5 separate regions of the Mus musculus genome follow, and all the other regions are linked to region 1. A link is a loop called in an ENCODE intact Hi-C map of the cell type or tissue named here. Cell type or tissue: left cerebral cortex. All regions are shown on one strand. Links, peaks and the distances in the headings refer to the core of each region. The heading gives the core; the rest is flanking DNA. Region 1 overlaps Phyhip (phytanoyl-CoA hydroxylase interacting protein). Region 2 overlaps Npm2 (nucleophosmin/nucleoplasmin 2). Region 3 holds the start of Fam160b2 (family with sequence similarity 160, member B2). Region 4 holds the start of Bmp1 (bone morphogenetic protein 1). Region 5 overlaps Lgi3 (leucine-rich repeat LGI family, member 3).

Region 1 (6,023 bases), core at 620-4,619:
AAAGATTTATTTATTTTATGCATATGAGTACACTGCAGCTATCTTCAGACACACCAGAAGATAGCATCAGTTCCCATTACAGATGGTTGGGAGCTACCATGTGATTGGTGGGAATTGAACTCAGGACCTCTGCAAGAGCAGTCAGTGCTCTTAACTGAAGCCATTTCTCCAGCCCCATAGAAATGTTTTTTTAGGAGTTGAGTAAATCATGGTGCTCCCCAGGACCAGCCCACCATCACCCATAAATACCTAAAATCCCAACTAGGTCAACTCCAGTGCAATACCTGTGATGCCACGGCCGAGGAAGGCCCAGTGGCTCCTTTACTGTCTCCACGAGTGTCCCAACGACCTACATACCCAGCTATGGAAAAGCCAGGAAGGAGCTCCACCACACCTTCAGTCCCAGAGTCAGGAGGAGAGAAGTCAGCCACAGAGCCTCCCAACTGTGCTGTCTGGGAGCCCCAGCAATCCTTGGCAGTGAGGCCAACACACCCTAAAGAAGATTACCTCTGTGACACTGACCCACTTCTGGAAGTAGAAAGGTCCCAAGCTTCAACACCACCAGCACATTGTTGGACCCTAGTTCTATTTCTGGGTGCTGTGTAATGTTGGGTGATGACTCGTTTAGCCTCTCTGAGACTGGGTCGTGTCATGCCATCATGCTAATGGCAGGAACACCTGAAGTGGTAATGGAGAAGGAAGGAAGAGCTCTCTGAAGACAGCCTGTCACCCTGTCTGGCCAATAGCAGGCTCTTAATGATCAGGCTTTATCTGGCAAGTAGCTCCTCATTCGCCCTGCTCTCTATTCTTGCTCTGAATACACACCTCTGGGTGCACTGGTTTCTGCCAGGGTGGGAGGATACCTACCACTTGCTACCCTGTAGCAAGGAGGTGCCTGTGGGGCAGCAAGGACATATTTCTAGCCAGCTGGTAGCCTTTCTGGGTACCTCCCAAGTTCCACCCTGTGCCTGATTGTCCCTACGCGCAAAGCAGATTCTGGAATCTGTGAAAAGTTTGGCTGCTCCAGTTTGCAAAAACAGTGGCGCCTGCCTTGGAGAAATGGGGGGAAGAGGGCAGCCAGGTGTTCTCCCCAGAGTGACACGCGCTACCCCACTGCTCCCCCCACACACACACAACCCATCCTCCTCCTGACCAGAACACTGTTCCTGCCTGCCGCTCTCCCTGCCCCCAATCCTGGAACATCTGGTTCCAATCTTCTCCAGATGCTGTGGCCACACTTATATGGGCAATCACCTCAGCTCAGCTTCCTAAATCAGGCCTTCCTGCATTTCAGGGTATAGTCCCTCTTTGTCCCTTTCCTTGGGACCTCCAGCTACCTCTTTACCTAACATCAGAGAAGCTACAAACAGAAGGCAGAGGAAATCCTGAAGCCCTTGAAACCGGCCTTCTGTCCCTCTGCTTTAACAGACAGAACTCTTTTCCACCGAGAACTGAAAGTATAGATACTGGCCAGGCAGGAAAGAGGAGGTAGGGAAGTTGGGCGCACAGCAGTGCAGAGAATGTGGGGATCATATTGCTTTGGAGGGAAAGGAGTATGGCCACGTGTGTGTGCCTGCACAATGGGAACAGCTACCTACATCCCTGAGATTAGCCTTTAGTTCCCTTTATAATCAGCGCTGGAGACAAACTCAGGTCCCTCAGCTGCAGTCCACCTTGGGCCTTACCTTGAGTTTCCTATGCTTCTTCCAAGGACATCCCAAGGAAGGTGTGTATGTTCCTAGATGGTGTGTATGTAGTATGCATCCCCTTCTCCTGGGTCTGTTTAGACCCTAAGCTAGAAAGAAAGCCAGTGCAGACTGTAGTGGGTCCTCTGACACTTTCTTCTCTGCTGGTACTGAGTGGCCAGCCATCCAGATGGAGAAAGAAGCAGGCTTACTTCTGTTCTCCACCCTTGTCCCCTGGAATAAGGACTGAAAGCCAGTCCCTTTTTCCAAGAGACCCAGAAGGGCGTTCAAACGGAAGACAGAAGCCCACCCTTCTTAAGGACTCTGAGAATCCACACTGTCCAGAGGCAAAAGAATCCATTCCCCATCCTTCAATCCTGAGCTCACGCTACCCACGCCTTTAAAATAAGCCTCTGTGACATTTGTGACTCTATAGCGCCCCCTGGCGTCATTCTGGGTTAGCTGAAAGAGCAGGCGAAAGGGCCACTACGTGGGAGATTAGGACCTGCCTGGTTCTAACTGTCTCATAAACTGACACACTCTAAAGGAGGCAGCCAACAGGGGTTGATGAATGTAAGATCCCAGTTTCTGAATTGGCACAGTCACGTACAAGCCTCTAAGTTTTGTGCCTCAGTTTCTTATTTGTGAGGTCGGCATAATACCGGGTCATGTAGACAAGCCCAGTTGCTGTGTGGAAGGAGCAACACGTTTGCCAGCCCAGGCTCTCAGCTGAGGTGAACTGCCCTTCAGTTTTTCTTTATCTCAAGGTGGCCATGCCCCATGACACATGTAAACCTGGCCCTGACTCAGGCGGTGTTGGTAAGGTGCCTCTGACAGTTCTGGAACATTTCCACTGCAGCCGAGAACCATTTTAATAAGCCTATAATAATAGGCACAGAGGTGACTCAGATCTGCAACCGAGGAGTCCTGCCAGGGAGGAGGGGACACAGAGCTCTTGGGAGAGGGAAATTCAGTGGCACCTGGGTCTGAGTGGTGGCAGGCTGGGACTGCAGAGAGGACTCCATCAGGGGCCCAGGGGTTTTAGGCACACTCCCCTAAGAGGCCTCCCTAGATATCTCCCCGCACTATCTGGGAAGTACAAGGTGAGACCACATGATCTCCAGTCTCTTCCACGGGTAAAGCTGTGCCCCTGTATTCTCAGCTCTGCCACCCACTGTAAGGATGCTATCGGGTTTGCTATTGGGGCATGCCCATGTGGCTTCAGGTGGCATCCCCATGTGAGCTCTCTGGTGAACAGAGCAACTCAGCCACTCCATCCACTTCTCAGGCTCAGAGACACTGCTGCGATTGCCCTGCGTATGCCCCGAACCCAAAGCTCAGGTCAAAACTCAACGTCCATGGTGATGGGTTCAGGAGGCTTTGCCTTCCTTAAGGGTGGGGCCTTGTGAATGAGACTAGTGCCCTTACGAAAGAAGCTGGGTGCTTGGGGGTGGGGGTGGAGGTGGGGGGAGGGTAGGCTGAGATGTGGCTCAGCAGAGTGCTTGTCTAGTATGCAAAAATCCCTGGGTTCAGTCTCAGCTTCTTATAAACCAGATGTGGCGGCACATGCCTGGAACCCCAGCACTGTGGGGGCAGAAAAAGTACAAGTGCATCTCACATAGGGAGTTGGACACTAACTTGGTTAGAAACCCTATCTTTTAAAAAGAGGGCCTGCTGGAGAGATGGCTCAGCATTTAAGGTCACTGGGTCCTAAGGACCCAGGTTCAAATCCCAGCACTTACATGGTGGTTTACAGTCCTCAGGCCCTTCTTTTGGCCAGGTACCAGGCATGGACACAGTATACTGACGTGTCCATAAAATGAAAAACGAAATTTAAGGCTAGGGAAACCCCTTCCATCCTAGTGGGGGTGTAGGGCACACAGAAATGAGGCAAAGATGGCTGTCTATGATCAGAAAGCAGGATCTTCCAGGACATCACATCTGAAGACACCTAGGTTTTAGAATTCTCAGTTTCTAGAATGGTGAGAGTTTGCAGGTCTGTGACATTTCATTGTAGCCGCCTAAATGGACCAAGACAGACGGAGCCCTTGGGCCATTGTGGTTTATTGATGCTCATGGCAAGCACAGCACAGAAGGGTGTGCCCCACCCAGGGACAGAAGACAAGGCAGCAGGCCACGACCACAACAATGCTGTCAGCAGAGGGGAAGGGCCTTGGGTGGGTGGGTGGGGGGTGTCAAATCCTCTTCTCTACATAGTTCCCAGGATCCCAGATCTCTTGGCCCATCCCATGAGGTACCTGACTGTCTACCAGCACTGTCTCTGGTAGCCAGCCATTCACCGGTCCCTCAGAGGTGTGGCCCTGTGGGTCTGCCAGCTCCTCTGTCCTTCACAGAAGTCCAGCTGCCTGTGTATCATCTCTGTCACCTCGGAAAATGTTACTATGACAATCCCTCCCTCTAATCTGTCTCTACCTGCTTGTCTTGTCTCAGGGAGTCCACCCTCCCCGCCCTCCTGATCCAGACAACAGCAAGAACAAGATGAAAACACAGGGAGCTGGGGGGGAGGCGGGGAATTCATCAGGAACTCCCCAGGGGATTAGCCCAGAGAGCAAGGGATGGTGTGATAGAGAGCCAAAGATCTGGCTCACATGGCACAGAACAGTCATGACTCTCAGGCAGAGCGGGTGGGTGAGCGGGTGAGCGAGCAAAGTGCACAGCTGGGCAGGGTGCCAGGGCCCTGTGGGTCACACTCAGTTCTCTCGCTCTGTCAGACCCATCAAGACATGAGGTTACCCGCTTCAGGCTGAGGAACAGGTCTCAGGGGTCTCCTTCCCCCTCCTCGACCCCAGCAGCTGTTTTGTGCCTACCTGGGTGCTCTCTGAGCGAGAGAGATTTGCTGAGGAATGTATAGAAGAAAGGAAAATCTCAAGAAACCAGAGCGAGCCCTCCAAACTAGAAAACGAGAGAGGGTACTTTTCCAGAGAGTGGGAGGGCATCTCAAGTGGGTCAACGACAGTGACAGGAGGGATGGACGGTTCTCCCATGCGGGAATTGGGCTCTGGGGGGATCAGGGGCAGCCAGGGCAAGACAGCAGTGCAGGAGGTTATTTATAGAGAGAGGAGCCTGGCACTGGCACGGAGGAGGCAAAGCCCTCAGGCCCAGCTGAGTGAGAAGGGGGCTGTCTGGGGTAGCCCTGAGTGGGGTGGGTGGGGCTAGGAAGGAGGTACCCCACAGCTTTCTGCATCTATATGGAGGCCAGGCTATACATGGGCATTGGCCCGAGAGGCAGGGAGGACTCTGGGAGATGCCCGAGGACTCAGGGAGGCCTGCTTGAGGTCAAAAACCAGAAGAGGGAAACAGGAAAGGAGGTTATCACCTGCTGAGAAGCCCCCCCATCTCCAGGTCCACCAGGCCCGGACTGTGCCATGCTAAGACCTTCCGTTGTCTCCAACGTAGGGAGGAGGGGGTAGTGGACAAAGTGGAGGGAGCAGGGAGAGGGGAGAGAAAGCCAGGTCCCCAAACCTAAGCCACACATCACGTCCCACCCTCCTGCCCTCCGGCTCCCCAGGAGTCCCTAGCGGCCCACGCTGATGTTGCAGGTCTTGCAGCTGGGATCTTTCTTGGCGTCAGCAGTGGACAGGCTCATGAGCTGGTGCCCGCTGATCTCTCCCAGGGTGCCCAGGGACAGGTCGACAGGCTCGGTGTAGATGATCTCCAAGATGAGGTCCTGAGCGTGGCGGAAGATCAGCTCTCCATCCTCCACACTGCAGGTCAGGAACTTGTTGCAGGCAATGTCCAGGAGGGGCAGCCGGTCACGACAGAAGCGGTCCCCCAGGGAGCCTTTGGGTGCCAGCACCAAGATGGCATAGTGGTAGGCTGTGTACATACAGTAGAAGTCCGCAAAGTAGAGGTTGGTGCTGGGGTTGAAGAGGCGCTGGGCAGGGATCTGGAAGCGCCAGCGGCCGTAAGGGGAGTCCTGCGGGGGCTGGCCTGTGTTGAACTCCGTGTTGCAGCTGAAGAAGACCCCGTGCAGCATGCCGCTGGTGGGGGAGCCGTGGCTACCGCTGTTGTCCTTCAGGTAAGGCTGCAGTACGTTCCCACAGTGGGTCCTGCCCAGCAGGGAGGAATGCCAAAGAGAGGGGGAAATGCCACGGGTTAGCACTCTGAAGTTAAGAAGAGAGTGAGCCAGCCCAACTCCCAGCATTCCTGCTAGCTTGCAGCCTCCACTACTTGCAGACATTGAGTCCTTCCGTGCTGTCTCCCTGACTAGAATCTGAGGATGAAAGTAGTCTCTGCCTTAGTCTGTGTGCAGCCACCTAATAGGGAGCCTGACACGGGGGTGGGGTGGGTGCACCTTGTCTCTCATTCTGAAAAAAA
Region 2 (6,023 bases), core at 684-4,683, 180 kb before region 1:
GAGAAGCAGAAAATCGACTTATTCACTGTGCTCACATGGAGAAGGGGGACATTTGCTTATGTGTTTGGAGTTTTTGTTTTGTTTTGAGCCAGTGTGTCTCTTGTGTCACCCAGAATAGCTAGAATTTACAGTCCTCCTGCCTCTGGTTCCTCAATGCTGGAATTTTGCAGCATTGTATGACCAGCACCCACCAGGGGACCAGTCTGAGTTACCTGTGTCTTCTATGTTGCCCTGATGTCTTCTTCCCATTGCAGGTCACTGTGTCAGGTATAGAGCTTTCTCCTCCAGTAACTTTTCGGCTCAGGACTGGCTCAGGACCTGTGTTCCTCAGTGGCCTGGAATGTTATGGTAAGTTGTAGCCTAAGTACCTGAGGCCTCAAGAGATTCTTGACTTTCTGTACAGACCCTCCAAAGTAAATGATTGCCAGTGGCCTGAACTAAACGGCTGTGCCAAGGGCTGTCGTCCCAGCTCTTCTAGCCCTTCCCATGCCCTGTGTGGGCCTCAGGCCTCACCTTTATCATGAGTGAGGTGGTCCTTGTTTCAGCTTCAGAAAATACTGTAGGGTAAACAGGGTCTTCCAAAGGACTCTGGAGCTGAGCCTGGAGGCACAGGCTTGTGCTCTCAGCTCAAAGAGAGCCTGGGCTGTATTCTCAAGACCCTCCACCCAAGAGGGAAGCTCTTATTCTAACTAGTATTTGGGTGTATTTCAAAGAATGGCTACTAGTAATCATGAAGCTATAGTGACAACACGGGCCACAGCAACTTACCTTTGACACCTTTAAAAGCCACTTCCCAGCCTGGCAGGTGGTGCTCCACACCTTTAGTCCCAGTACTTAGGGAGGCAGAGGCAGGTGAATCTGAGTTAGAGACCAAGCCTGGTCTACAGAATGAGTTCCAGGACAGCCATGGCTACACACACACACACACACACACACACACACACACACACACAAATCTGTCTCAAAACACAGAAAAGATCCTCCTCACATTAGACCTTGCCTCTGAACAGGTTCCACTACCTCAGCATGGCACACTAGGAACCAAGTTTCCAGTACATCAACCTTTGAGGGCCAAGCCACCCTGTAGTCCCATCTAGCTCTCCTTCCCTGCTCATCCACCTTCAGCCTTGGCCCAGCCAATTCTAAATACACAGCCATCTCCTGCCTGCCCTCCTTCACCCAACATCTGGGGAACTCTCCTGCCCCTTGCTTCACCCTGGCCTCTACTTTTCAGGGAGGGAGAGAACAGATATGTCCTACTGCAGAAGGTGAACCCTCTCAACCCAGCGCTTGCCTGGGAATAAAGTCAGAGCCACAAGAGGCCTGGATTGGGAGGTGGGTGTTGAGCCTTGAGGTCAGATGCTCTGGTTTTCCCCACCGTGCGCCACTCCTGCCTACCCATTCCAGAGACTTCGGACCTGACCTGGGAAGATGACGAGGAAGAGGAGGAAGAGGAGGAGGAAGAGGATGAAGATGAGGATGCAGATATATCGCTAGAGGAGATACCTGTCAAACAAGTCAAAAGGGTGGCTCCCCAGAAGCAGATGAGCATAGCAAAGGTGGGGGGAAAGAATGAGGTACCCGAGCTGGGCCTCCCGTGTTGGGCACCTGGGACAAGCCAAGACCTCCACCACGGGAGCTCTGCACCTCTCAACTGGGACTGCCCAGCACTCAGTGTTCTGGCTTGGGGTCTTGGATTAGCTTTCCAAATAACACTTGGTTTTTGTTCCCAGAAAAAGAAGGTGGAAAAAGAAGAGGATGAAACAGTAGTGAGGTAATTCATGCAGTTAAATCCCCACCGCACTAGCACTCAGCACCGAACCCGAGGCTTCTGGCATGTTAGCAAACAGGGTACCACTTGAGCTGCAGCCCCAGACTTTGTTTGCTTGGTTTGGTTGGTGGTTTTGTTTGATTTTGAGAAACAGGGTTATCAGTAAGTTGCCCAGGCTGGCCTCGAACTACTGTATAGCCCTGGCAGGTCATAGACTGGTTATTCTCCTGCTTCAACCTCCCTAGTAACTGGGATTTCAGGCCTGCGCACCAGGCCCAGTTGAAACAGCAAAAGCTCTTCCTGTGAGATAGCCAGTCCCGGGAAGCTAAGGCATGAAGCTGCACTCTCTTGCCCACTCTGTCCCTATTCCTTTCCAGGCCCAGCCCTCAGGACAAGAGTCCCTGGAAGAAGGTGAGCAATAAGAAATTGGGGCTGGCCCTGGGGAAGGCTGCCTGGCCAAGGAGGGTTGGTAGACTCTTCAGTCTCTTATCTGCACAGGAGAAATCTACACCCAGAGCAAAGAAGCCAGTGACCAAGAAATGACCTCATCTTAGCATCTTCTGCGTCCAAGGCAGGATGTCCAGCAGCTGTGCTCTGGTGCAGGTGTCCAGCCCCACCACCCTAGTCTGAATGTAATAAGGTGGTGTGGCTGTAACCCTGTAACCCAGCCCTCCAGTTTCCGGAGGCTCTTGGTGAAGAGCCCCCAGCAAGCTCGCCTAGGGCCACAATAAAATTTGCATGATCAGAACCTCCCTCTGCCTCCCCCTCCCTGGATGGGTCTCCTCGCTGCTGCGATAGCTCATGTGCCCAGCAGAGGGCAACCACGAGCAAGAAACCAGCCCCATGTTGCTTTTCCTAGGTTTCCACCCCAGGATTGAGGGAAGGCCTAGTGGGCTAGCCTCAGCCACGGTTTCAGTGAGCTGGGGCTGAGGAGGCTATTTTTCTTTGAGGCAGGCAAGGTTGAGGTTTACAAGTGCAGAGCTCTAGAACCCAACCTGGGTCAGATCCTTCCATTTCCCTGTTCTTATCAGGCCAATGTCAAGGGTATATGGGACAGGGACAGGAGTAGGGGTGAGGGGAGAGTGTGTGGGGGCGGGAAGCGCAGCATACGCTGCCATTACAGTTATGAGATGAAGGACCATATGACACTTAACAGGACACAGGCAGTGACAGCTGGAAAACAGTGGATGACCACTGCATGGCTCTGGCTACCTGGCCTCCTCAGAATGCTGAGGGACCTTTGGAACCTGTTCACTGGGGAGTGGGCATGGTTTCATACCTGATTTGAGTAGGACACACAGTAAATCCTAGGGCAAAGGCCTGTGCTCCTGGAGGGACCGGAGCTAGGAGGCTCCTGCCTGACATTGAAGGCAGCATCCCTGTAGGCTAGGCCAGAAACAAGCGAGCAAAGACCTGCTGGTAAGCCCCGTGTATGAGCCCCGGGGGGTTATAAACAAGCTGATTCCTGGTCAGTTCCTTGGCCCTTGGTGCAGATGATGCTCATCCAGCCTGGTCCACTGGTATCAGTCACAGTTGTATAGAAAGAGCCAAGATAACCTGCCTCCATGCCCACTGAAGTCACCTGGATAGCCTGGTGGTAACACAAAGCCAGCACCCTGATTTCATTCCCGGCAAATGCTTTGGAGGAAGAACACCAGGGTGTTAAGAGACCTGAAGAGGGGGCTGGAGAGATGGCTCAGCAGTTAAGAGCACTGACTGCTCTTCCAGAGGTCCTGAGTTCCATCCCCAGCAACCACATGGTGGCTCACAACCATCTGTAATGGGATCTGATACCCTCTTCTGGTGTGTCTGAAGACAGAAACAGTGTACTTATATTATAAAATCTTTAAAAAACAAAAAAACAAAAAAAAAAAAACTGGGGCCGAATGTGGTGGCACACGCCTTTAATCCCAGCACTTGGGAGGCAGAAGCAGGCAAATTTCTGAGTTTGACGAGGCCAGCCTTGTCTACAGAGTGAGTTCCAGGACAGCCAGGGCTACACAGAGAAACCCTGACTCGAAAAAAAACCAAAAAACAAAAAATCTGAAAAGGCCCTGGGGAACAGGCAGCTGACATGGAGGATGGGGGGAAGCTAGAAAGACCTTTCCTGTGAGTGCATCTACTCTGGGTCAGGGTACATCTGGGTGTCCACCCAGGAGGATGGCTGTCATGGCAGCAGTAGCTACAAGCCCAGAAAATACATGCTGTCCCCAGACTGCTGCTTATACCACGATTATACTCTAAGGTTAGGTTAGCTTCATTTCTTAAAAGAGAGCAGCACAGAAGTTAACAGTCTGCACCAACGACATGGAGCAGAAGGGGGAGCCAGAGAGTCTGGCATTGGAGCCTTTGCTTTTGACCACTCTGCAGATGGAGAATTTCCTGCCAGTTTGCAGTCAGTCTTGTGAGCTGAGTGAGGGCAGGGACTAGAGAGTGCAGTCCTCAGTGAGGAAAGCCTATTCATGGTCAGGTACAGACATAGACATCTTCCCTCCTGCATCCATCCCCAGGCAAGGCTCAACGTATAGGAGCACTTAACAAATACCCCAGATCCGTCCATGAGACTGACTGCCTGCATGGATGCACAAATTTCCAGTGAGTCACATGTCAGTCTACGCTGCTAGGGGTACCCTTTGCCCTAACCCGCCTGTGTTTGCAGGAAAAGGACGGCTAGGCTGAGGCTGGTAGCACTGTTTGCAGTAGCTAGGCTGTTGGGCACAGGTGTGAGACAGCCCCAACGGGGGTGAGGGGGGGGTGGGCTTGAAGTTGGTACTCAATGGTGGGGATTAACTAGAATTTCAGTAGCCACTTCTCTCTCTTCTTAGCATCTCTAAGAGCTCTCCATAAATGTTAATAAACTCTCCCTCCCCAGCTCACCCCATCAGGGGAGAAAGTTGGCAGCAAAGTTTAGGTAAACTGAGGCTAAACCACACAGAGGGTCATTGTCCCCTCCCCCTTTCCCCTCTTTGCAGGATGAGTCCTTGTCTCAACTGACACCATAGCCATTTCAAACTCACTCCTTAGACCAGGCTGGCCTCAAACTCAGAGATCTGCCTACTTCTGTCTCTGGAGTGCTGGGATTAAAGACATGTGCCACCACAGCCTGGCTCCTTTTTCTAAAAGAGAACCTGGAGTCAGAAAACCAACTTTTCATGTCACTTAGCAAGGGATGGGGATAAGATCCAGAACCCAGTCTCTATCCCCAGCTCTCCATGCTGCCTCCCCCAGGACATAAGAGAGCAAGCCTAAAAGCCAGGACTGAACATGCCAAATAACAAGGGATGAGAAGTCAGGGGTAGCTCACACACACAGCAGGCTACCCTTGCTATCCCCGGTATCTCCCTGGTACCAGATCCTGGCTGAGCCTCAAGACCAAATTTTACTGCTGGCAACTGTTACCATGGAGACTTGGGCTGCTCTGAGGGCTAGCCAGTGAGTGACAATGGGCCCTGTCCCCAGTGACAGGAACCAGGTGCTCAGACTCAGGAGTCTTGAGCAACCTCCACTGCCTCCTGGTGAATGAGCCTCCAGAACACAAGATGTTGATGTGCCATGCCGGTCTTCTGCTTCCAGATGACACCATCACCATTGAATTCCAGTCTTTAGCTGTCTCCTCCATGCACCTGAGCCCTCTTACCTGCTAGCTGCCTGACGCCTCAGATTGAACAGAGTTGGGGTGCCTGGGAGCCAGTAGGGGATATGGGAATGGGGTCCACGAGTCTGATGGAAAGGGCAAGTTTCCCCGAAGAGGCAGAGACCACGGTGAACCGCAAATGGTGGCAAGAATGTGGAAGATGGAACCGGTGGTCTGGTAGGGGGTAGAGGTGTGCCCAGCAGGGCTGAGAAGTGAGCAGGCTGAAGCTGCCTCTGAGACCACCAAACTGGGGTGCAGCTCCTTGCTCTCCTGGGCACTGGCCCCATGGCCCAGCCACCACAGTCACTTGCTGTTAGCCATGGGTTATCACTTACCTTCTAGTTTTGACTTGTTTTGGCTTTTGGTTTTTGTTTTTTTGTTTTTTTGTTTTTTTTTTTCTCGAGGCAGGGTTTTTCTGTGTAGCCCTGGCTCTCCTGGAACTCACTCTGTAGACCAGGCTGGCGAGGAACTCAGAAATCCACCTGCCTCTGCCTCCCAAGTGCTAGTATTAAAGGTGTGCACCCCCATGCCTGGCTTGTTAGTTTGTCTGTCTATCTGTCTGTTTCGCATCTCAGGCTTGTCTCAGACTCACTAAGTAACCAAGGATGAATTGGCTCT
Region 3 (6,023 bases), core at 1,036-5,035, 130 kb before region 1:
AGGTGTGTGCTCTACCAACTGAGCCACATTGATAACCCACGTTTGTTTCTTTATAAGCCACTAGCCCTGAGACATAGGGACAGGTGACATCAGGTTTCATGTGAGCCAGAGTGGGCTTAGAGACAATACCATAGTCCCGTTCCTCTCTAGGACGCAGGAGCAAGGGCTGGCCTAGAGAGACTGCTACTTGCCACCTTTCCAGGGGCTCTATGAGACAGAAAGCTATCTTTTGTAGCTAGAGAGAGCTTGACAGAGCCTCAGAAGATGACCTCAAACACACCGGCCTCCCTAGGACCCAAGGTGCCTCTGCATCAGGGAAGCCCAGCAGAAAACGTTACCAGGAGGTTACCACCTGGCTGCCAAGCACTGAGCAGAGGAAGCAGGAACGGAGACCTGGTAACTGAGGGACAAATGGTGCCTTGGTGCCTTGATGGCCTCTGACTGCCTTGGTGAAGCCTTCTGCCTGCAACCACTATGGAGCTGCGTGCCCAAGGTGGGGCTGAGTGTGCAGTTTGATTGGAAGATCAAAAAGAAGACGGGATGGGCTTGCACAGGGGAAGAGGACCAGCTGGCCCCAAAGCAAATAGATGAGAACCATTCAAAACAATGATTTTCTTACCATTGGAATGGAGTTTACAGCTGAAGACTGCCTTGAATCGCCTCCCTCTGCTTCTACCTCCTGCGTGTTGAGATGACAGGTGGACACCATTACGCCTGCTTCATTTGGGGCTAGGGAGCCAACCCAGGCTTTGTGTGTGCTAAGTAGACACTCTGCCTGAAAGACCTACATTCTCAGCTCCCGAATGAACAATGATTTTAAGTAAAGTCGGCTTATGTTTACAGCATTATCCTTGAAACAGACCTGCGAGAGCAAGGTTTGTTTGACCCAACAAACGAGAGAGCGTTTTACCTGAAACCCAAGGCTTCATAAAACCAATATGTGTGGTGTGTGTGTGTGTTGGGGGGCTGAGGGCAGTGTCCTATCTCATTTTGGGGGGAGGGCATTCAGGAGATCAAAGCCAGGGTCTTGGGCCTGCTAGGCAAGCACTCTACTGCAGAGCCAGCTACATCTCCAGCTGCCCAGCACTGGAGAGATATAGCCATTTTTCCAGGGGAAGCAGGACTGGGTTCCGCATATGTTATCAGACAACATGGACTATGTGATTATAAAGCGGACCCTGTTTACTTAGAACTCACAGCCGGGCGCTGTAGAAAGTTCACTGGTTACCAAGGGAAGCAACATATGATCAGATTGACTGGAAATGTTTGTGGTAGGACAAATTTTGACACTAAGTCCTAAAGGATTTGGAGCTCCTGAGAATTTAGATTCCTTCAAAGTGAGGCTCTTGACCCCCTAAAACAAAGCCTTAGGGAGAGTCCTTCATGCGTCCTTCTCATGACACAAAGATGTAAAACCTGGGCAACTTTATTGGTTCCCGAAGCTTTTGTTTTGGTTTTATTTACTAAACACCTCACCATTTAGAGTCAGGAGCTGAGGGCTTAGAATGCAGCACAGAGCGCTTGCTTAGCATGCATGAGCCCTGGGCTCTCTTGTTAGCAGTGGACACACCAGGCATATGCCAGATCCCAACACTAAGGAAAGGAAGATTGGGAGTCCAAGGTCAACCTCAGCTACACAGTAAGTTTGAGTCTATCCTGGTCCATATGAGACCCTGTCTTGAAAAAAGAAAACAAGAGTTGACTTTACAGTCATGAAATCAATGAACAACAAAAATATCTGATAATTAAAAAAAAAACAATGTGTCAACTCTGTTTCCTTTTCCTTTTTCATTTTCAAGACATGGTTTCTGTGTCCTAGAATTTGCTCTGTAGACCAGGCTGGCCTTGAACTAGTAGAGATCTGCCTGCTTCTACTCCCTGAGTGCTGGGATCAAAGGCATGTGACATCAAGTGCAATTTACATGTTTTTTTGTTTTTTTGTTTTTTGTTTTTGTTTTTTCGAGACAGGGTTTCTCTGTATAGCCCTGGCTGTCCTGGAACTCACTTTGTAGACCAGGCTGGCCTTGAACTCAGAAATCCGCCTGCCTCTGCCTCCCGGGTGCTGGGATTAAAGGCGTGTGCCACCATGCCCGGCCCAACTCTTGTTTTTAATGTCTCACTATGTTTCTAAGACTGGCCTGGAATTTATAGTGCAGCCCAGGTATGGTAACACAAGCCTATAATCTCCAGCCTTGGAACAAAAATAATGGTGAGTTTTAGGATATCCTGGATATTTAAGATAGATGTAAGTAATTTAATCATTTATAATTTATGTAAATACCTATATACATTTACATAATTTTTATATAATTTATGTATTATTTATCCATCTATCTATTTACTTATCTGATACTGAGGATTGAACCAAGAGCCTCATGCAGCCCTTGTTTTTTATTGTTTGCTTTGGTTTTTGTTTTAAACAGTTCGTGTCTTCAACCTCTCTCTCTCTCTCTCTCTCTCAGTGGTGTGTGTGTGTATGTGTGTGTGGTGTCAGTGTGTTGTAATTGTGTGAGTGGTATGTGTGTGTGTATGTATGCATGTATCTTTGTGTTCGGAGTGTGTGTGTCAGTGTGTGTGTGTGTGTATGTGTTTGGTACGGGATCTCACTACCTCCTTGAATTGTTGATACTACTGAGTGCTGGGATTGATTGCAGGTGTACCCCAATTGCTTTCTTTCCCTCCAGAGCGGGGGACATGAGACAGATTTTGCTGGGACTCTTCGGATCAATTCCTAATCAAACAGCAAACCTTAGAGGACATCTTTTCCAATAACGACCTTTTTTTTTTTTTTTATAAAAGTACTGAACAACAGGGTGAAATTAATATTAGCCATAACCTATTCCAATATTCCTAATCCATTACATTTAAACATGTCGTCAATTCTTCCCACTATGTCTTTGCCTTCTGGAGTGTCCTTGACACAGCTTGTCAGGGCCAGGTCATTTTAAACACTCCAGAGCCGTGTGTGTCCAGGGCTACTGTGTTGGTAGGATTGTGAGGGTGCACGAGGAATTAGAAGTCTCTGGGTGTTACTCAAAGGAATCTTAGGTCATCAGCTCCCAGGGTGCTCCCCACCGCCCTCCATCAGGACCTGCCCAGCCCTGGGCTTAGAGCGCCCCCGAGCCCTCCGGCAGGGGCGGGGTTTCAGAGCCGGGTCCCGCCTCCCGCCCGTTGGGCCGCCTCCTCCGCCACCGCTGCGCCGCCACCGGGAGCCGGGCCGCGAGCCGGGCCGGGCCGCCATCATGCTGAGCCGGCTCGGGGCACTGCTGCAGGAGGCCGTGGGGGCGGTGAGGCCGGGCCCTGGTCGGACCGGAGGGGCGGGCGCGGGCAGGGGGGCGGGCGGGTGAGGTGCGGGCCCCTTGGGCAGGGCCCCTCCCCTGGCCCCGACGCCGCTTCCGGGCTTCGTCTTCGGGTACAGTCCCGCGTCGCGGCCGCCAGGAGCGCCTAGCTCCGGGGTTCTCTCCAGACCGACCGGCTCCCTCGATCTTGCGCCTCGCTCTTCTGATCCTAAGCCCGACTCTCGTGATCCTGAGCCATGCTCCCTTGATCCTGAGTCCCGATCCCTCGATCCGGCCTCCGCACTGCTTCCTGTTGTGCTTCCTGTGTCCCACTCCCTGACCTGCGACTCGGTCCCCCGAGCCTGCGCTCCGCTCGGCTTCTTTAACGTTCCCTGTGCCTCGAGAGCTTCCGCTAGCTTTGTAACTCTTCTCTCCCCAAAGGTTCCCTTGTCACCAGCCCTTTCTCCCAGATCTGCCCCCACGCCTCCTCCTCCGCCCGGCAGCCTTCCTTTCTCGTTCCTGACGTTCCTCCATTCCTCCTCACCTGGGATTGACAACAGCCTTCCCCTTCCTCTCTTAGCTGCCAGACAACTACTGGGAGCAGGGGTTCCCGCACTGAGTTCCCTCTTAGCATGGGAGTTGCAGCCCTGAGTGACATAAGTCCCAGGAAGAAGGTGATAGAGACCTTTGCAGGGGTGGGTGGTCGCGAGAACCCGGAAGTAGCCCTCTGCAGGCTTATCTCAAGCCACTGAGCCAGCTGACCTTGAGTTAGGGACTTCAGCCTGCCGGAGGGGCTTTGAATGGAAGAGTTGTTTCCATGCAAAGCTAGCTTGCTTGCGCTCTCTCTTTTACCTTCTCTCTCTCCTCTCTCTCCTCTCTCTCTCTCTCTCTCTCTCTCTCTCTCTCAGTTTGTGTTTAGGCCCCTTTTTTCTGGAAGTGCATGTCCCTGGTCACTTCATTCAGCAGCCTTGCAAGAAGCTATTTGAAAAGTTAATTATTTTTTTCTCATTGTATAAGAACACTGTCTAATTGATGGGTTTAGTCTATCAAATTGTGTCCTGAGAAACAATCTTAGGTCTGACGCCCCCCCCCCCCCCCCAGTCAGAACCTTCATTGTTTTTGGTGTTTGGTGTTTGTTTGTTTGAGACAGGTTGTCTCTATGTAGCCCTGTATTCTTTAACTCCCTCTGTAGACCAGGCTGGCCTCGAACTCAGAGATCCACCCGCCTCTGCCTCCCGAGTGCTGGGATGAAATCACCATGCTAGGCTGCTATTGTTCATATCAATTGGCTCAGCCTTAGGAGAACTGGTTAAAGGAGAGGGAGGCACTTCTGTAACCTCCCCTCCCCCCACTGTCCAGCTCTGCTGTGAGGAACAGGGCCTAGGGTACCCCCAAGAGGGAGTTTCCAAAATGACCTTTTCACCTTTTCTTCTCCTTCCTGTCCCAAATAAAAACAAGTGTCATCTTAGAAAGCAATCTGATACACTAATTCATCCTTCTGGACACAGCTCAATTGTCAAGGAGGGTTGGCAGTGGGGACAGCCCTAAGCGTCCTTGATGCTTACACTCTGAGTACAGAAAGCTGAAGCACCAGGGGCTGCAGATGAAGAGAGCGGAGGGACATATTTTTAGGCAGGTTACCTGCAGTGTGCAACATACAGACCATGTTCAGAAAGTGTGCTTTATGCCACATAGGAATCTCTTTTCAGCTCCATCCACTGTCTGGGGAGTTTGGTCTTCCCTCAGGTTGGAACATCCAAGTGGAATATGAACCACTCAGAGTACGGCTTTCTGCCCCTTCCGGACCCAACAGTAGAGATCCTTGTGTCTCTTTCTAAAAAATATTGCTATTGTTTAGAGGAACTTGCCTGGTAGTTTTTTTGGTCTGGTAGCTAGTAGCAGCTGCAGGTGGAGAGCTCTGCCCTGCTCTCATCTGCCCCAGGATTTGATGGCTGTCCCCTCCCCCCCCCCCCCTTCCCTGCATCTCTATGAGTAGTCTTTTTCACTGAGCCTGGCACAAAGTTTTTTGGAACTTACAGATGAAATCTAAGGCTAGATAAGACCCTTTCACAGAAGCTTTGAGGTCACCGGGGTGCTGGCCGAGGATCCAAGGACTTTCTAGGATAAGAAAGTATGGCAGGAGTGTCTTCAGGAGCTTTCAGAGAGTTGGTAAAAGCTCTCTGGGGTTGCCAGATTAAAAAAAACAGCCCTAAACTGGCCCATGGCAACATACACTTTGAATCCCAGCACTCTGGGGGTAGAGGCAGGCAGCTCTCTGAATTCAAGGCCATCCTGGCTGACAGATGGAGTTCCAGGACAGCCAGGGCTACACAGAGAAACCCTGTATCAAAAAAAAAAAAAAAAAAACAAGAAAACAAACAAATGAAAAAACCCGCAGCCCTGCCCTCTGGAAGCGCACAGTCTATCAGAGCCTGAATAACTGTGGCAAATGGATATGATGAGTTGGGTTGCTCCTTTAGGGTGAAGTATCTTATTATTACAGTTGTTTAGTGTGGATGGGGGGAGGGGTGTGCCACAGCATGCATGTGGAGGTCAGAGATCCTGGGTCTGAGGTCAGAGGACACCTTACCAGCCTGGGATGAAGTATCTTGAAGGACTGTGGGTAATGCCTTTCTGGAAGAGTCACTGACCCTAAGCTAATCTTTCTAGTTTTGAGACAGGATCCCTCTTTGTAGTTCTTGATATCCTGTAGTTTGTTTTGTAGGCCAGACTAGCCTTGAATTC
Region 4 (6,023 bases), core at 958-4,957, 51 kb before region 1:
AGAGTCCCTGGTAGAGGCAGGCACGACGACCACGAATTCCTGTATAAAGGGATTGAGAGCCACAGAGGGGTCAATAGAAAGTCCTGTGAAGAACACTGATAGCACCACCATGTAGTTGGGAGGCTACAGGAAGTACCACAGAGCAAATGACAGTGAGGCTGGGATGTAGATCAGTAGCTAGAGCACTTTGCAAACGTGGAGACCTGGGTTCAGTCCCCAGTACCACATAATCCAGGCATAGAGGTGCACACTGTTTGGAAATATAAGCAAGATAATCATTCAGGGTCATCCTTAGATATATAAGGAGTTGAAAGGCAGCCTGGGTCATAGATATGGTTTTTTTCTTTAAAAAAAAAAAAAGGATGGCTCAGTAGGTAGTGGTGCTTGCCACCAAATGTGGCGGCTCGAGTTTAATCTCTGGAATTCACATGATGAAAGGAGATGAAAGTTGTCCCTGACTTACACACACACATGTACATACACACTCACACATACTACACACATGTACACAAACATTCACACTCACACCACATACACACACTCTCACACACACCACACACATGTGCACACACACACACACACATGTACCTTCACACACATCACACACATGCACACTCAAACATACCACACACATGTATACACGCTCACACACTAAATAAGTGTAAAAAACCATGAAGCTGGCACATGGACTGGATTGAGAAGGAACAAAGGAGACCCGTGTAAAGGTATAGAGACAGGGCTACCTGGATCCTTTGAGGGAGCAAAAACTCAGGATATGTCTGGGGTGTTAGGCGTCGTGGGAAAACAGAAGAAGAGATCGGTAGCTGGCTCTCTTGGATTATTTCAAACCTAGACTTTGCTTCTAACTTTCTAAGTAGCTATGGTTTTGTTAGGGTCCAACCACCTTCCCCAAAGCCTTCCTTCCCAAAAGCCTCTGATCTCCCCAGCTCTTCCTTGCACACTCGTAGCCTAAAGAGGTACGGGATGTGTGTGTCCCCCTTGCACAGGGAGAGTAGGAGCCACCCTCTCCACTACCCACTTGTCTCTCTGCTTCCCTTGCTCTCTCAGGATTACTCGGCAGGTCCCAGGAGCCAGTTCCGCATCCCCTGCTGTCCCGTGCACCTCAAACGCCTTCTCATCGTGGTTGTGGTGGTGGTCCTCGTTGTCGTGGTGATTGTAGGGGCTCTGCTCATGGGCCTCCACATGAGTCAAAAACATACTGAGATGGTGAGTGGGCCTGGGTTGGGCAAAGAGGCACAGCAGACAGGGGGTTGGGGGAGATTATGGGGGGATGGGCAGCTGTTCGGGAGGAAGAGAAGGGAGTGGACAGGTATGAGCACATCTTGGGTGACACAAACAGAGACGAGGTAGCCATCCTGCCTAGATCCTCTCCCCCAGGCCCCGGCCTAGTGTGATAACCATCGATTGCTCTGACACCTCTTACGTTTAGCCTTCCTGAGATCTCAGGAAAGCGTTTGAATAGAGGATTCTGAGTAGATATGGGTACCGAAAGGCTGAGGGAAGAAAGAGAAATACCAGGCAGCATTCCAACACCCTTCCCCTAGGTCCTTGAGATGAGCATCGGAGCACCGGAAACTCAGAAACGCCTAGCCCCGAGTGAGCGAGCAGACACCATCGCTACCTTTTCCATCGGCTCCACTGGCATCGTTGTGTATGACTACCAGCGGGTGAGGATGCCGGAGGGACCACCGGGACTTTATTGGAACTAGCCAGTTGTAGCATTTCTAGAGGTCTCTCCCCATTCTGTGCCTGGCTACCTCACCTCAGATGCTCGAACCACTGACGCAAGTGCGCCCCTCCACCCTCTGAAGACAATCTAAAGGAAGTTGGTTGGCTGAGAACTAGGGTTGGGGAGGAAGCAAGGCAAGGGGACCTTGTGAATGACCTCCAGGGTTTTATACCTAGCTCCTGACGGCCTATAAGCCAGCTCCAGGAACCTACTGCTACATCATGAAGATGGCTCCAGAGAGCATCCCTAGTCTTGAGGCTTTCGCTAGAAAACTCCAGAACTTCCAGGTGGGTATGTTAGGGAGGGAGGGAGCAGTCTCCCTCTGAGGGTTGAGTAGAGGGACATGTGAAAGGATGACTAGCGTACCCTGTGTAGTATTGATGTTTCTGGATCAGACATGTTCTCCTCTCTCCATGGACCTGTGTCCTGCCATCCCTACCAGCTCTCAGGTGGCCCTGCTAAGTTGTTGGCCTTGGCTGAGCTTAGACATGACCTATGGGCTTCTACATCCAACCCAGTCCCTCTCTGAATTTGTGAGGAAACTGATCCTCGAGAATTACCAACTTAGTGTCCCACACTAAATAAAGCAGGTGACATTGAAAGTAGGTGTTCTTTCCAGGCCAAGCCCTCCACACCCACCTCTAAGCTGGGCCAGGAGGAAGGGCATGATACTGGTTCCGAGTCCGATTCTTCCGGGAGAGACCTGGCTTTCCTAGGCCTTGCTGTGAGCACCCTGTGTGGAGAGCTACCACTCTACTATATCTAGCATCCACAGGTGAGCAACAGTACCTTTCAGGGTGCCTGGGCAACACTGGCAGGGCTTGGGCTGCCTGCTTTGTCAGGGGACCTACTAGGTATCTCTTAAAGTCAGTGGTCTCGGGAGCTCGGAGGATGGAGGGTTCCCAGACACATCCCACACTGGACCCAAGCGGGTGGCTTCTTCAGTCCCCATAAGCATTAGTTCTTTGCTTCACAGGGTCGGTAGAAACCGCAGCGGGACAGGAAAGACCCTCCGCAAAGGGTCTTTGTCAGACAAGCAGGAAGCTGCTCCTGCCCAGAAACCGGTGGAAGTCTGTAAAGGAAAGGTGTCTCTCCTACGGGCCAGGGGGATCCTATCACAAAAGAATAAAGCAGCCTGATTGGAAAACAAAGAGTGGCGCTTCTTTTCTTTCACATTTTCTCAGCTCGGCTTCTAGCAGAAGCCGTCCTAGGAAGGAGAGGGTTTGGAGAGTTGGGGCGCTTTGCCACGTCCTTTCTAAGAGTGATGGAGGTTTGGTCCTACCCCAGGTAATGGGGAACAGAGCAAAAGGCAGGGACAGAGGACGGGACCTGGGTGCCATACACGGGTGTTAGGCGCCCTCCAGCGGTGTGTCCACAAGGAAGGACAGCGACAGAGACAGGCAGGGAGACAGCTAGACAGAGAGACAGTGAGAAGCGAGAGAGCCGAGATCTAAGACAGACAGACTCTGGAGTCTCTGGGAGAGAACGATCGATCGCTGATCCAGTGTCTAAGAGGAAGGAACGGACCTGACAGCGTGTCCCGTGCCCGGAGGCACTCCGCCTGGTACAGGACAGCGGCCTGTAGGGGGCCCCTCGCGGAGCGGTGCCTCCGGGCATCCCTGGCCCGCGCCCCCTCCCCGGCCCCTGCCCCAGTCCCAGGCAGCGGATTCCCCTCCGGGGCGGGCGGTGCTACTCTCGTCCTCCCCGCCCGGCTGGCGTGCTTCCCGGCCCGGCCGAGCACGGTCCCGGCCCCGAGGGGGGCTGAGCTGGGCGAAAACCCGCCCTCCAGCGAGCTCATTTCCCTAAAAGGGGGGGTGGGGTGGGGAGTGGGAGGGCGGCGAGAAAAGAAAGGGAGCGACCGAGAGGAGGGCGAGGGGACGCCGGAGCCCAGGGCCGGAGAGAGCCGGGCCGAGCGGGGGGCGGGAGACAGGAAACGGGACGGGAAGAGGTGGCCTCGGGGGGAGAGCGCCTCCCCTTCGCCTTCAGCGCTCCCTTCCCCGTCGCCCCGCTCCCGCGTCCGGGCGCGACCGCCACCGCCACCGCCGCCCGCCAGCATGCCCGGCGTGGCCCGCCCGCCGCTGCCGCTGCTGTCGCTGCCGCTGCTACTGCTGCTGCTGCTGCTCCCGCGCGCCGGCCGGCCGCTGGACTTGGCCGACTACACCTACGACCTGGGCGAGGAGGACGCCCCGGAGCTCCTCAACTACAAAGACCCTTGCAAGGCGGGTGAGCGACCCCCGGCTCCCCCAGGGCGCACGGAAGCCGGGCGTGGGCAGGCTGGGATCGAGGCTCCCGGCCGGGCAGGGGTTGGGGTTGGGGTTGTAGTTGGGGTTGGGGGAGGACAGTCCAGTGTGGGAAGCTGGGAGCTGCTTGGTTGGCAATGCAGTGGGGGAACAAAAGACCGAGGGAGAAAGGGAGGGGGAAGTTTGGGGGACTTTTAGGACTGAAGTTTTGCTGCTGTTTGTGGAAACTGCTGCGGCTGCCGTTCGCCTTCACAGAGGAATCCTGGGGAAACCTCCCTCGGTCCCAGCGAATCCCGCTGGCAAGGAGGCTTTTTCTCCACCGGGAAACTTTACTGGCCAAACTGTGTGTGTGTGTGTGTGTGTGTGTGTGTGTGTGTGTGTGTCCGTCCGTCCGTCCGTCCGTGTCCCTTCTCCCCTATCCCTCCTGCTTTGTGGAATACTGGTGTTTGCCTGCTTGTCTGTTTGCCATAGTGCCGCACAGCACATCTGTCTGGTTTGATGCCCAGAAAGAAGGCCTGCAGCTCCAAAGGGATAGATTTTCCCGGCTTCTCAGCCCAGTGGAAGGAGAAAGTTTTTCAGGAGGTTCTATGGAATACTTCTTCATAGGCAATCCTATGAATCTAGCCAGCAGCAGGAGCTCTCTGAACACTCAAGAGACAGCTGTCAAAGTCAGAGAAATTGGCGGCAGGGGTGGGGGCTTGGGGGGCACAGGGGGACTTACCTGTGCCTTTGTGTGCCAGGAGAGCTTTGCCAGAGCTCAGTTAGGTTAGCAAATGAGTCTCACAAAGAGGTCTCAGATATTCTACATCAGCTCTCTCGCCCTACAGACACCTGAGGCTAATTAGTCAAGTCAGGGCTTCTAGTGTGTGTGTGTGTGTGTGTGTGTGTGTGTGTGTGTGTGTGTGTGTGTGTGATCTTTGTTCATGAGGACTCTCCTGCTGTGATTCCCTTGGAGTGACCAGATGACCAGACACACTCAGGCCATTGGCCTAATTGATGTTCCCAAGCAGGCTGTCTGGAATACACTGGGGACAAGTTATCACAACTTTTCCTCGACTTCCCGCTTCTGACTTCAGCCTGTCTGCGAAGAGCTAGAGCCAGGGATTGGGACACAAGAAATGGACACAAAGTTTTGGGACAGGCAGCTACAATCTTGAGCACAGAGGACCTAATCAGGGACTCTCCTTGCTCCATCCACCCTTAGGTAGGATAGGGACCATTTTACAGGACAGGACAAACCAAACCCTTCAGTCTTTCCTCTTCCATGCCTGGTATGCTGTAGGCAAACCAGGACAGTAAAAGTCTCCATCACATCGTGCGTGGTAGGAGGGCAGGAGGAAGAATGAGCAAGGCATGAAATCTGAAGGACTCATTAGCCACCAGGAAGGCTGAGCACAGTCTCTGAACTTAAGTTCCTCATTAGAGAACTAGCTGGTGGGTAAGGGCTAAATCTGAGAACATATATAATTCACTTATTATTAACACACAGCAGACACTATATAAATGTTCATTTCCTGTGCTCTGTGCCTCCAGCTCTTGATCAATGTCTTTGAGAGGGTGTGGATTTGGATTTTAGAAAAAGCTAACATCTCTCTGACCCTGTACGGTGTCTCATATCCATTCAGTGATGTTCGTTTCTTGATATGTCTCAGGGCTGGGTTTGATGTTGTGGGAGGTGCAGAGAGTTGCCAGACAGATCTCGGTCCTTAAAGAGATCACGTTCTAAGCAAGTGTCCAAGAGCACACTAATGTTACACAGCATAATTCAGGAAGATTAGGGTCCCTCATCATCTCTTCGTTCCTGGTGATGGGGAGGGCAGAGCAAAGTGGTTTGAAGGTGTGTGGGAAGGTTTGTAGAGTGGAGATTTTTTGTGGAGGCACCAGGACAGGAGCACAGCCTCAAAGAATGGATAGGAAGCTATGCTCATGTTGAGAATGGGAGTGATTTTTGGGAATAGCAATAGGCTCAGGGCTCCATCCCTAGTCTCAGATTTCATGCTAGGGTGGGGCTGGCTGAGTTGGAACTTCAAGCA
Region 5 (6,023 bases), core at 1,384-5,383, 69 kb before region 1:
GTGCATGTGTGATGCATGCATGGCTGTGCATGTGTGTGTACAGGCAAGGGACTTGTGAAGGGCAGCAGTTAACATCAGGATATCTTTTTCAATTGTTTCTCTATATTTTTTCTTGTTTGCTTGTTTGAGGCAGGGTCTGACTACGTAGGTCAGCCTGGCCTAAAACTTACAGAGATCTACCTGTAAGTCTCTGCCTACTGAATGCTGGGATTAAAGGCGTGGGCCACTTTTTGGGGGGTGGTGGTGGTGGTGGTAGTGGTGGTAAGGTCTCTCGTTGTTCCTGGAGCTCACTGTTTATGGGAGATTGGTTGGACGTTAACCCCCCAGGATCTGTCTCCACTCCTCAGGTGCTGGGATTACCCAGATGTGCCTCCATGCTTGGTTTTTACCCAGATGTTAGGGATCAAAGCTCAGATCCTTGAGTTTCTGCAACAGGCACTTTACCCACTAGGCCATCTCCCCAAGCCAACTGAAGCCTTGTTTTAAGCTGGGTGTGGTGGCCCCCACCTGTAATCCAAGCATTTAGGAGGCTGAGGCAGGAAGATTTGATTGCAAGGGTGACCTGGGGGAAGGGAGGGGAAAGGATCTTCCTGTTTTCATTCACTGGAAAGAGCTCTGTGCCCACTCTGAACTCTCTCGCAGCTGCTGGGACTGTCTCACCCACACAAGGCTCCTTCCTGGTCCCGATGATTGTGCTTGGGAAAGTTAAAGGACAAAAAGTCAGAGGTCTGATGCTGGGAGCTGGGTTCCTCACGGGGGAGCAGGACGCTGGCAGCCAAGTGTCACCCTCCTAGGCTCTGGCAGAGGAAGTAGACTCTGGCTCTTGTAGCCTTTGGCCCTGAACTGTTGACACAGTCATCCAGTGACCCAGAGTTGCTAAGCAGCTCCCTGGACTCATGGCTGACACCCTCAGGCAGGTGACCAGGCAGCCACGGCACAGAAAGCTTGGCATTCAAGGTCTGATGGAGGGAATGTCTCTCCACTGAAGGGAGTGACTTGTTAGGATCAATGTTTATCTTGCAACTGGGCAACAGAAGGCCAAGGTGTCTGGGAGACTAAAGCCAGCTCCCTTGGCAACCTCAGTGGGGTATGGCTGGGGATGTAGCTGTGTTGGTATAACACTTGCCTGATATATAAAGTCCGGAGCTCAGTACCCAGCAGCACAGAAAAGCGGCGTGGTTGTATACAGTTGTAATCTCAGCATTTGGAAACTTGGAGGCAAGAGTCAGAAGTTCAAAGTTCCTTGTCTACACAGTGAGCTTAAGGCCAGCCTGGGCTACATGAGATCATCTCAGAAGGAAGGAATGAAGGAAGAAAGGCAACCGTGGATAGAGGTAGAGAGGATTCAAGGGGCTCTTCTCTGCCACATGCACTTGAATGTGATTTGAGCAGAAACCTAGACCTGTCCCTTACTACAAGCTGTAGCCAGGGACAGTGGGGGAGGACTGGGTGCCTGAAGCCACAGATGGGAGTTGGGGGGGGGGGAACTCTGAGACTGCAGGTGGTGGAGGAACCCTCACTGCCAGAGAGCAACTGTCACTGAGGAGTGCCTGTCTCTCGCTCTCATGAACTCCCAGCTTGGAGTCACTCCATCTCAAATACAATCCTGCAGACCAGCATAGCTCATATGTGCCAGGCACAGTCTTCAAGAGGACCGACATACATCTGTGTTCAATGCACTTAGATCTCACGAAGGACGATAAGGCGGGCCCGATATGCACCAGCCTATCCCATGATAGATGAGCCTGCTGCTTGGGCATCATTAGACCCACTTTGCAGATAAGGAGACTGAGACACATACAGGCGAAGTAAGTATCTGAAAGCCATCCACTGCTTTTCCTCAGCAAGTGAAGTGAATCCCCATACTCTACAAAATGCGTTAGCTAATCTGCTTTGTAGGATTTGAGGTTCAGAAAAACTAGTTGGCATCAAGCAAAGTAATCCAGCTGACATCTGGACATGTGCGGTCCAGACTGGAGCTCAGAGCATGGGGTTAAGACATGTTCTGGGGTTCTCAGACCTGTTCTTCTTCTCTTGTGGTAGATCAGTGATATGGGATGCACACGGACATTGTTTGAATGGGAATTAAAACAGTGGTGCTAGCGATTAGGAATGGCCTCCACAGGCTCCTCTCATATGCTAGGGCCCTCAAAGAATGGCACTACTTGAGAAGGACTAAGAGGTGTGGCCTTATTGGAGTAGGTGTGTCCTTAGTAGAGAAAGTGTGTCCACTGGGGAGTGGGCTTTGAGGTTTCAAAAGCCCAAACCAGGCCCAGGTCACTCTCTCTTCCTGCTGCCTGCAGATCAGTACCCCGTCTTTCTGTGTGCCACCATCCTTCCCACCATACTGACAATGGACTAAGCCTCTGACACCATAAACAAGCCCCAACTAGATATTTCCTTTTATAAGACTCACCACGGCCATGGTGTTTCTTTACAGCAATAGAAACCCTAAGACAGACATATATATGACCAGCGAGAAATGAAAGGGACCCTGGGGAACAGGTGAGGAACAGTAGAAGGGAAGAGACCTGTGTGTGTATGTGCAGGGGGTACACATGCCAGCACCCCCTCCTGGGGTTGTCACATCTACCATTTCTGTCCCTTTCCCCGTTTCTTCTCATGTAAGATGGCAATGGGTTCCCAATTTTTTCAAGTCTGGGGGTGGAAAGAATGACAAGGAAAGAGACCACACAGCTGAGCGTGGCAGTTTTGCAACATGGTGCTATCACCAGGGTTCCCTAGTGACCCTGGTCACTGCTTCAGCCCGAGCCCTGTCTGATGATCTTCCCCTCCCCTTCCTTTTGTCCCAGGCTCTTCCTGGAGTCTCAGGGATGGACAGAATGGAAACAAGCAGGAGAGGGACCAGTGCCGCTGTGTCTGTTGGCACCTGGTCCTGAAGAGCTTTATGTCAGGCACAAAGCCATGGATTTGTTTTGAGAAGAGCTCGGAGCCAAAGCGGGCTCCTGGGTAGCAGATGACATAATGGAGAGATGTTTCAGGAAGGGCAGACCAGAAGGATCTGAGAAGTAGGCCGGCGGGAGGGATCTAGAAACCATAGCAATGAGGACAGGCTTGGATGAAGGTTGTAGTGCGGCAAGGGGGCAGGGGAAGGATGCTCATTTGGAAACCCTCAGAGATAAAGAGTGGGGAATTGGTGGCTGGTTAAAAACGGGGAGAAGAAGGAGCAGCATATTACCTAGCTCTCCCAGGCGCCTCACTTTGGTGGTTGTAGTAACAATGGCAGACATCTGTCCAGTGGGGAGCTCAGGGAGCGACTGGTAGATGGCCAGGGCGGCAAAGGGCTGAGCATGTCTTTGCCATGTTGCTTAGAGACATCCTGACCAAGGGACAGACCTAGGTCTTAGCAGGTCCGTGCCTATAATCTCCAGGAAGGAACAGTGGCCTGTGATTCAGTCCCAGGTGGCAGAGACTCATCACTTAGCCCAGCACCTGTGTGGCATCACCAGGAACTCCTGACCTTAGTGCCAGGTGACCTTGACAGCATCTGAGGGAAAGGAGCCAAGAGGAAGCTGGTACGGTCTCTGTGTACTGCAAGGACAGGTGACACAACCCTGTCTCTGCTCCTAGCAAAACATCTGAGGACACCTGAGAGCTAGCAGTGGGGTGGAACTTTATTCGAAGCAAAGGAATCTTAGCATTATCCCCAGGTGCATCAGGCCGCAAGAAATCCTCTCAGCCTGATCATTTCCTACTTCAGGGCTGCTGCTCCCAGAGGACAGCAGAGGGCAGCAGAGGCCTGGTTCCCAGGTGTCCCTCCCTGCCATCCTCATCCAGCCTCCACCGAGCTGTGCCTCCGGGGGGCATCTCCATGGCATGGAGGGGTGCCAGGGCGACCAACATGTTCCTGGCGCCCACACAAGTAGCTCAGGCTGTCTCAGGATTCTTGCCTTGGCTGATTTTTTTTTATATATCCAGTCAAGGAGCAATCACACTTTGGGATCCGCATCTCAAAGATAGGGTGAGAGAGGAGATGGCCCGAGCTTGAAAAAGCAATAGCTATCCAGAGAAAGCCTTCCCACCCGTGTCCCTTTGAGCTGGGACTGAGTCGTGGAAGAAAACTCTAGTGAGGAGAGCTATACTGCACTGTGAAGAACCCAGTTGCTGCTGCCTCTTGTTATTATTGCTTCTGGATGAAGTGGCTTTGTCCCCACGAGGCCATGGTCACGTTTTCTGTTGCTATCCTTATGAGCCACACAGGGGGCACACTGGGGAGAGCAGAGAAAGTGTGGGTGCTGTAGGCACCCTCCAAGAAGAGCAGCTACGGGGTATCAAGGACGCCGGTTTGCCCAGCACCTAGTCCGCTCACGTACACACCCCCAGACGTGTGCAGATACAGAATCAGAAGTGTGGTGGGGTATGCACAAGTATGCAGCTGAGTTTGTCCATCAGTGTCCACAGGTGCATGCAGAAGGAGCATGGCGTGGGCAGGCACACTTGGAAGTGTGGGCACACCTGCAGGGGGGCTGCAACTGTGGATGCCAAACAGGTACACAAGCACCTCGGGCATCCAGAGGCCAGAGAGCAGAAAGCTAAGCTGAGAAGAGAAGGCTGTGGCTCACCCCTTCCTGCACTCGCTTTGTTACTCAGACACGCTAGCAACGGAGCAGAGCAGGGAACACTGAAGATCAGGGGCTGTTGGTGCGCACATAGAGAGCCTGGACACTGGGTGCCTGGTGCATACGTAGGTGCTTATTACAGTAATGGGAATGGCTCCCCTGGGCTAGTCCCTGGTGTGTGCCCAGGCCCACTTCTTTGTGTATGTGTGTGTAGCTACATAGACAGGCTGGCCACCTGTGACTTCACTTGGGGCCACAAGTTGCTCACAGAGGTCCCCACCCATCGTACAGTGCCACCCTGAGGAACCCAAAGGACTTAGCCCCCCTCTAGGCACTAAGGTCCACCACAACATGTCGGTACACCAGTGTTTGTCCCTTGAAACTGGGGGCCAGGAGCAGCTGGGCATCTCCAGCAGGCATGTAGCAGAAGGCCCGGGGTGCCTGTACTGCCAGCTCTTGGAACCGTACAAATTTCTGTCGCCCCTCATCCCACTGGTAGATCTGGGTGAAGGAGAAGTCACTGCCCAGGGCCAGGTAGCGGTGACCACCCACCAGGAAGGGCTGTAGGGCCAGCGAGCCTCGGGAGGGAAGGGCTTGCACCTCAGAGAAACGGGTACCTTCCCAGCGCAGGATCTTGGAGTCGCCAATGTAGCGGCTAAGGCACAGGTAGCTGTCTCGGCCAGCACGAAAGTGTTTCACGGCCTGGGCATCAGGTACCTGAGTCACCTCTCCCTGAGCCACAAACTGTTTCTGAGAACGACTCCATTGATAGATGACAGGTGCTTGCGAGCTGCTAGACACAATTAACCGTGGTTTGCCCTCACCGTCCACAAACTCCAGGTCGGTGTCGCGGTGCCAGGCGTGCAGGGCCTGGTGGGAATAGAAGCCATTCTGGTGCCAACGGTAGAGGCTGGTGGCACCTGCCTTGGAGCTGTCAGCCACTGCGAAAAACCAGTCACCGTCGATGCGGAAGGCTTCCAGGTCATTGGGTTTGCGCACGCGCTGTGGGTCGATGTCCTGCAACTTGGTGAAACGTGTGGTGTTGGGGTCCCAGTGGTAAATGTATGAGCCACCAAACAGCTGGGCCACAACGACATAGAGCTGGCCATCCACCACCATCGGCTTGCAGTGCACAGCTGAAGGGGCTGCCAGGACAGAAGCACTCGGGGTTAGGCAGTGTTGGGTAACCCCACCCACCCACCCACGTGAAAGGCCAGCTTCCGAACATGCTCCGCAACTGAGATCTGCTATAGAGTTCTGCTCCCAGTGCAGTCCCACCCAGGACTCAGGGTCCATAATTAGCTTAGTTTAGTTTGTTGAGACAAGAAAGCCCGGCTGGCCTGGACCTTACAATATAGACCAGGCTGGTCTTGAACTTGCAGCGATCATCTTTCGCTGCATCCCAAGTGCTCTGGATCCCAAGTGTGAGCCACCATACCCTGG

What was found. Hi-C counts contacts between places; a loop is a spot of excess contacts. Peaks named below come from ENCODE experiments on the same cell type or tissue, not always from the same donor. Only the 100,000 strongest peaks of a DNase experiment are listed, where the experiment ranks them.
Region 2: it touches region 1 in a loop (2.9-fold over the local background); 7 of 42 quality-filtered maps call a loop at or near these places.
Region 3: it touches region 1 in a loop (3-fold over the local background); 5 of 42 quality-filtered maps call a loop at or near these places.
Region 4: it touches region 1 in a loop (4-fold over the local background); 29 of 42 quality-filtered maps call a loop at or near these places.
Region 5: a loop joins it to region 1, with 7 times the contacts of the local background. A loop is called at or near these places in 33 of 42 quality-filtered maps.

The regions. Positions count from the first base shown.
Region 1 is chr14:70,466,533-70,472,555 of GRCm38, reverse strand. Phyhip (phytanoyl-CoA hydroxylase interacting protein) reads right to left here. Exons shown (of 5, transcript NM_145981.3): 5 at 3,732-5,755. The coding sequence ends at 5,221. Among named protein-coding and RNA genes, the nearest start is that of Phyhip, 12 kb to the right of the region's middle. In left cerebral cortex, for the core only: a CTCF peak has its summit at 2,134 (motif pointing left); DNase peaks (open chromatin) are centred at 2,127, 2,589, 2,835, 4,261 and 1 more place; H3K27ac peaks cover 2,442 bases.
Region 2 is chr14:70,643,796-70,649,818 of GRCm38, reverse strand. It overlaps Npm2 (nucleophosmin/nucleoplasmin 2), which reads left to right. Exons shown (of 9, transcript NM_181345.3): 5 at 255-348; 6 at 1,408-1,559; 7 at 1,734-1,774; 8 at 2,149-2,182; 9 at 2,270-2,517. The coding sequence ends at 2,314. Gm52133 (a long non-coding RNA gene) reads right to left here and starts at 293. Exons shown (of 2, transcript XR_003951181.1): 1 at 213-293. In left cerebral cortex, for the core only: CTCF peaks have their summits at 2,586 (motif pointing right) and 4,099 (motif pointing right); DNase peaks (open chromatin) are centred at 2,589 and 4,095.
Region 3 is chr14:70,597,006-70,603,028 of GRCm38, reverse strand. It overlaps Fam160b2 (family with sequence similarity 160, member B2), which reads left to right and starts at 3,194. Exons shown (of 17, transcript NM_194345.1): 1 at 3,194-3,287. The coding sequence starts at 3,243. It overlaps Dmtn (dematin actin binding protein), which reads left to right. Exons shown (of 16, transcript NM_001252662.1): 16 at 1-845. In left cerebral cortex, for the core only: a CTCF peak has its summit at 3,433; DNase peaks (open chromatin) are centred at 3,139 and 3,651; H3K4me3 peaks cover 1,843 bases; H3K27ac peaks cover 1,808 bases.
Region 4 is chr14:70,517,819-70,523,841 of GRCm38, reverse strand. Bmp1 (bone morphogenetic protein 1) reads left to right here and starts at 3,582. Exons shown (of 20, transcript NM_009755.3): 1 at 3,582-3,973. The coding sequence starts at 3,805. It overlaps Sftpc (surfactant associated protein C), which reads left to right. Exons shown (of 6, transcript NM_011359.2): 2 at 1,069-1,227; 3 at 1,566-1,688; 4 at 1,927-2,037; 5 at 2,370-2,525; 6 at 2,727-2,901. The coding sequence ends at 2,516. In left cerebral cortex, for the core only: a CTCF peak has its summit at 3,149; DNase peaks (open chromatin) are centred at 3,132, 3,680, 4,311 and 4,455; H3K4me3 peaks cover 2,022 bases; H3K27ac peaks cover 1,017 bases.
Region 5 is chr14:70,535,919-70,541,941 of GRCm38, reverse strand. It overlaps Lgi3 (leucine-rich repeat LGI family, member 3), which reads right to left. Exons shown (of 8, transcript NM_145219.4): 8 at 3,618-5,725. The coding sequence ends at 4,908. Among named protein-coding and RNA genes, the nearest start is that of Reep4, 6.3 kb to the left of the region's middle. In left cerebral cortex, for the core only: a CTCF peak has its summit at 3,741 (motif pointing right); DNase peaks (open chromatin) are centred at 2,982 and 3,768; H3K27ac peaks cover 1,516 bases.